Linked DNA regions of Homo sapiens: region 2 is linked to region 1. Evidence: read pairs that join two places in POLR2A ChIA-PET (ENCODE). Cell type or tissue: MCF 10A. All regions are shown on one strand. Links, peaks and the distances in the headings refer to the core of each region. The heading gives the core; the rest is flanking DNA.

Evidence for each region. ChIA-PET counts read pairs that join two places held together with the same protein. Peaks named below come from ENCODE experiments on the same cell type or tissue, not always from the same donor. Only the 100,000 strongest peaks of a DNase experiment are listed, where the experiment ranks them.
Region 2: POLR2A ChIA-PET joins it to region 1 with 5 read pairs; 2 of 35 experiments call an interaction of 5 or more read pairs at or near these places.

Annotation. Positions count from the first base shown.
Region 1 is chr12:54,331,443-54,334,246 of GRCh38, forward strand. The region is part of intron 1 of COPZ1 (coat protein complex I subunit zeta 1); the gene reads left to right. Among named protein-coding and RNA genes, the nearest start is that of MIR148B, 4.4 kb to the right of the region's middle. In MCF 10A, for the core only: no CTCF peak of the experiment used is centred there; no DNase peak of the experiment used is centred there.
Region 2 is chr12:54,035,483-54,038,286 of GRCh38, forward strand. It overlaps a transcript of HOXC4 not described here. Among named protein-coding and RNA genes, the nearest start is that of MIR615, 2.9 kb to the left of the region's middle. In MCF 10A, for the core only: a CTCF peak has its summit at 1,501 (motif pointing left); a DNase peak (open chromatin) is centred at 1,569.

The sequences.
Region 1 (2,804 bases), core at 273-2,772:
TGCTGGGATTACAGGTGTGAGCCACTGCGCCCGGCCTATTTTCTCACTCTCAATGCAGATATCCCATCCATAGCCAATTGCCCTGGATAGCTCGGTCAACTAATTTTCTGCAACTCCTTTTCTGTTGTGTGGTTTTAGAGGGAGACTAAAACCAGAGGAGAATAGAGCAATTCTGCCTCGGGGTTGATTTGGGGGCATAAATAGACTGAAAGATAACACAGAGTCTGTCAATTCAGTCTCTCAGAGACTAGCTTTTTGTTTTCAGGAGCAAAAGCAGGGAGATGTGGGGGGGAGTAAAGGGATAAATCATGATACAAATCGTGACCCAGGACTCATCAGGAATGGATCTAGCCCCTTTTGATTTTTTTCCTTTGCTGAGTGTTATTTAAGTGAGGGCTCCTGGATTACCAAACTGAGAAGGCAGAATGTTCTAATGGTGCTCTCAGGCCTCAGGTCTGGAGTATAGTCTGATTTCTCCTTATTCAGTTCATCTCTCTTCCCAGCAGTACTGCTTTGTCCCTCATTTCTGTGATTCTTTCACTTCCATGATAGTTGAAGAATTAGGGACTATGTGACCCCTGGGTAAAAAATCCTCCAGCAAGGCCGGGCGCGGTGGCTCACGCCTGTAATCCAGCACTTTGGGAGGCCGAGGCGGGCGGATCACGAGGTCAGGAGTTTGAGACCAGCCTGACCAACATGGTGAAACCCGTCTCTACCAAAAATACAAAAATTAGCCGGTCATGGTGTCACGCGCCTGTAATCCCAGCTACTCAGGAGGCTGAGGCAGGAGAATGGCGTGAACCCGGGAGGCGGAGGTTGCAGTGAGCCACTGCACTCCAGCTTGGGCGACAGAGTGAGACTCCGTCTCAAAAAAAAAAAATTTTCCAACAGACAGGCTTTCTGAGTTTTGAGAAAGGTCCTGAGACTTTGCATTCCTAAAAAGCTTAGGGTTTGGTTGTCTTTGTCCTGCCCATTTCACAGTCATCAAATTCAGCCATTGAAAGCTGGAGGTGGCTGGGCATGGTAGCTCACGCGTGTAATCCCAGCACTTTGGGAGGCTGAGGCAGGCGGATCACCTGAGGTCAGGAGTTCGAGACCAGCCTTACCAACATGGCAAAGCCCTGTCTACTAAAAACACAAAATTAGCCAGGTGTGGTGGTGGGTGCCTGTAATGCCAGCTATTTGAGAGGCTGAGGCAGGAGAATCGCTTGAACCTGGGAGGTGGAGGTTGCAGTGAGCTGAGATTGCACCATTGCACTCCAGCCTGGGCAACAAGAATGAAACTCAGTCTTAAAAAAAAAAAGGGAAAAAAAAAAAGAAAGCTGGAGGGAGCGTGGTTGCTGACCTTTATTCCCCCTGCTGGCTGTTAGTTTTCTCAATCATATTTATTAATTTATGAAGGCCACACACACATTTATTGAATTTATCCAGCATTACTGGATGCCAGGTAGAGTAGAGGGGGTGGTTTACAAAAGTATCACTCATTTCCCCTCTTTTTCCTGCCCCCTCCACACCATCTTATTATCTCCAGAGAGAATCTCATTTAATTCTAAACTCGGCTCTGTGAACTCTTTGAAATCATAAAAAAATTATTTTTATTTATATATATATTTTTTGAGACAGAGTCTTGCTCTGTCATCCAGGCTGGAGTGCAGTGGTGCGATGATCTTGGCTCACTGCAATCTCCATCTCCGGGGTTTAAGCAATTCTCATGCCTCAGCCTCCTGAATAGCTGGGATTACAGGCATGCACCACCATGCCCAGCTAATTTTTTTGTATTTTTAGTAGAGACAGGGTTTCGCCATGTTGCCCAGGCTGGCCTCAAACTCCTGAGCTCAAGCTATTTGTCCCCACATTGGCCTCCCAAAGTGCTGGTATTACAGGTAGGAACCAGCATGCCTAGCCATGAAATCATAAAAAAATTTGTGAATGTATTTTGCTGGGAATAAGGTCCATAGATGTAATTGGTTTATCAAAGGGGTCTGCTGTAACTCAAAAAAGGCATTAACCTTAACTGATCTAGGTCAAGCCTCTCATTTCTCTGATGAAGAAGCTGAATCTCAGAGAAAGGGAAAATTTGAGTTAATGGCTGATCCCCATTATAGTACAAGTATTGTAGCCAGGCATGGTGGTGCATGCCTGTAGTCCTAGCTATTTGGAAGGCTGAGGCAGGACTCCTTGAGCCCAGGAGTTCAGGTCCAGCCTGGGCAACATAGCAAGACCCTGTCTCTATTTAAGAGATGGATTGTAGGAGTTTAGAGACATTTTCTCCTGTAATATCAAAACTCTTGTTGACTGTGCTTTACATGTTTTGGGTCTGTGTCAGATAGGAAGATTGTAGGTGTCTCTTCCTGCCGTCAGTTCTTCCCGAGTCATGTGTTGAGTTTTTTCTTTATAACCAATATTTGGTCTCATGTCAGCTGGGTAGTGTTCTGTGGTACCAGTGGCTCCCACTCTTTCCTGAGCTGTGCTTTTTGAATCTAATCTTGTGTGTATACAGAAATAATTAGCAGGGTGTGGTGGCATGTACCTGTAGTCAGCTACTTGGGAGGCTGAACGGGGAGGATCGCTTGAGCCTGGGAGGTTGAGGCTGCAGTGAGCTGTGATGGCACCACTGCACTCCAGCCTGGGTGACAAGAAATAATAATAATATTAATAAATCTGATATAGGCTGGGCGTGGTGGCTCATGCCTGTAATCCTAGCACTTTGGGAGGTCAAGGTGGGCAGATCACCTGAGGTCAGGAGTTCGAGACCAGCTTGGCCAACATGGCGAAACCCCGTCTCTACAAAAAACACAAAAATA
Region 2 (2,804 bases), core at 104-2,603, 300 kb before region 1:
GGGGCAGTGAGTAGAGGGAGGTGAAATTGAGCTCCTTTCCTGTTCCTTGGCTGCAACAAGAGCCTCTGGGGGAAGAGAAGGGCACCTAGGCCTCGAGTACTGGCTTTTCCCATGCTGTGGCTGTCCAAGGCCTTCACGCCTCTGCACTCCAGGAGGCCTCTGGACTGGCAGCAGCCCCCACTGTGTGCCAAAGCTGCGGTGCAGGAACCAGTGGCTCCACCGTGCTCAGCCTTAGGACCTTCTGGGCCTCTGAAGATCTTTCCTGGGCCTAGGTGGTCCCTGAGAGGCCTTGCTGGACATAGAGGGAGGGCTGAGCCCTCACTCTAGGGACCCATTTGGTCTCATAAGGGCCTCTAGAGGGAGGTGGTATTGCTTGGTAAGGGGGTGTTGGGAGAGTTGGAGGAGGTGTGCCTCAGTATCTAAGATACTGGGGAAGAGGGAGCAGGGAGGACAATCTGCAGTGTGTATCAGCCTGGCAGGAAATGTTCAGACTGTTTCCACCACCTTCTAGGGCCTCGGGCTATGCAGGACAATTAACTGGGAAAGGAGCTGCATAGACCAGTGCTGGAGTCACGTCTGTCTGCCATCATTTATCTCAGTCTCTGGGATTTTGTGTGGAGGGGAGGATGGGTTAAAAGTGGGGGTGGGAGGAGGCAGATAATTCAGGTAGTGTCTGAGGATCAGGTCCTTCTCCAGGCTCCTGGGATGGGCTGGGGGAGGAAGCACTTTACAGTAGAAACAAATGTGGGAAGGGTCCATAAAACTTTACTGCATTTCCTCTCCCACCTCCCACAACAGGGTGATTTCCTGGAGCCAAGCCTAGGCCCCCCACACTGGTGGGGTGAGGGTCTGGAGCTTGGCTAAGGGATTGCACCAGCAGCCAAGAAGAAAGGGGAGCAGAGGGGCTCTGGGGAGGGGCAGGGGAATATTTATGATTATTAATGCTGATGCTCCTTGGATTTATTATAAGGACTAACTTCGCTGCATCCCACTGCCTAAGCTACCCATCAGTCATTTTTTAAAAGACCCAAGAGCCTTTCCTCACCCCATGCTTGGCACATAGGCAGTCTCAACAAATGCTTATTGAACAGTGCCCACAACTACCACCCTTCCCCTTCGCACTGCACTCAGGCCAGGTTAGGGCGCCTGTTGTCTCTCCTCAACTTGCACACAGCAGTTAACCCAGACCAGTGCTCTCTCTCTCTCTCTCTGAAATAAAATGTGTAATTTTCTTCAGGGAGTTATTTTAATTTTTTCTCCATGCTGAGTAAAACTATTGAGTGAGCAGTGAAGCGTGGAGAAGCACTGGCGTCTCCGGTGGGTAACAGTTAACTAAGAAAGAGGCTGTGGCACCCGCACCCACCTGTTCCAGCCTCCCAGGCTGCCCAGGCCCTGTGCTTCCTCCCCAGGGGACAGGCGCACCACCCCAGGGGAAAACCAAGGGCTTTGTCATAGATAGGGGCAATGTTGGTTAGAGCTGCCAGGCAGGGCACACCAGCCCCACCGTGCACTGACTGCCTCCTCCCGGCAGGGTTTGGGCCTCTCCTTCCCTGGAGGAGCTGAAGGTCTGACTCATTTTGGCTTGGGTAGACACAGAGTGCCTGCCTGCCCTCCTCCTTCCTGTCACAATCTGCAGGTCTGCCCAGGCACCAGCCTTGGCTTCTGCAGCATCGTCGGGAGTCAGCGGCGGCAACCAAGCCAGAGGCCTCGTACCTACTTCCCTACGCTGAGGGTGCATAAGGCCCAGATCCCTGATTTCTCCCTGAACAGGGGCTTCTGCTTTGGGGCCTGGGGTAGTTTCCCCACCAGCCAGCCTCCTAGAACATATTTCCAGGTAACAGGGTCTGGCATTGCTCTGGGGGAGTTTATGGAGGGGTCTTCTGGGTTGCAAGCAGAGACTATGGAGCCTGCCTCTCCACTTTGCCCTGGAACCCACCCCCTCTGGCAGCAAGAAAGAAGGGGAAGAAGCATGACTTACCTTCCCGGGGGAGTGGGAAGAGGGGGGACACGGCCCACTCTGAGCAATTAGAGGAAAGAGGAGGAAAAAATAAGAGGACAAAAAGATCAACACGACCTCGAAGGCGACAGGTCCTTATGGAAATAAGTAAGTAAATAAATAAATAAGGATCCACCCTCTCCCCCCTCTCCACCCTGCAAGGGGGATGTGGGGGTGGGGCAAAGGAACAGCACCAGGGCTTTTTAGTGTAACTGAGCATTAGAGAAATAGGCATGCTTCTATGTGAATTTAGGAGTTTGAAACTTTTGGAGGTTATTTATGTGAATAGCCTGAAGGCAAGCCCGTGAGTGGCTCTTGGGGGACCACGTGATATCATTAAACCAAGTTTTATGGTGTAGGGAGAGCTGACAAACCCACAATATATTTACATCATATATAATCTTAACTGTCCAGCCACGCAGCTGCTGGTGAGGTTTAATGCTAGGACAGAGGGCCTGGCAGTTAGAGGGGATTACGGCGCTGGGGACGATGGTGAGAGAGGTTACATCTTCGCAAATGAATCCCAGGCGAACGCTGTGAGTTAATTCTCTCTTTCTCTCTCTCAGACCCTTTCTCCCATTTACCTAACCACCCCCCTCACTTGATAGAAGGCAGCTCCCACTTATTAGGGGGAGGGGGAAAAGGCCTTCCCAGGCTGGGGTGGGAGAAGAGAAGAAGCAGCAGAAAAAGCTGCTGGGAAGTAGGAAGATGGGGGAGCTTGTCTACCCTGAGCAGCCCTCCCCTTCCCACTCCTTATTCTCTCTGACTGCAAGTCAACTGGGGTAGAGAGGCCTTGGTTGTTTAGAGA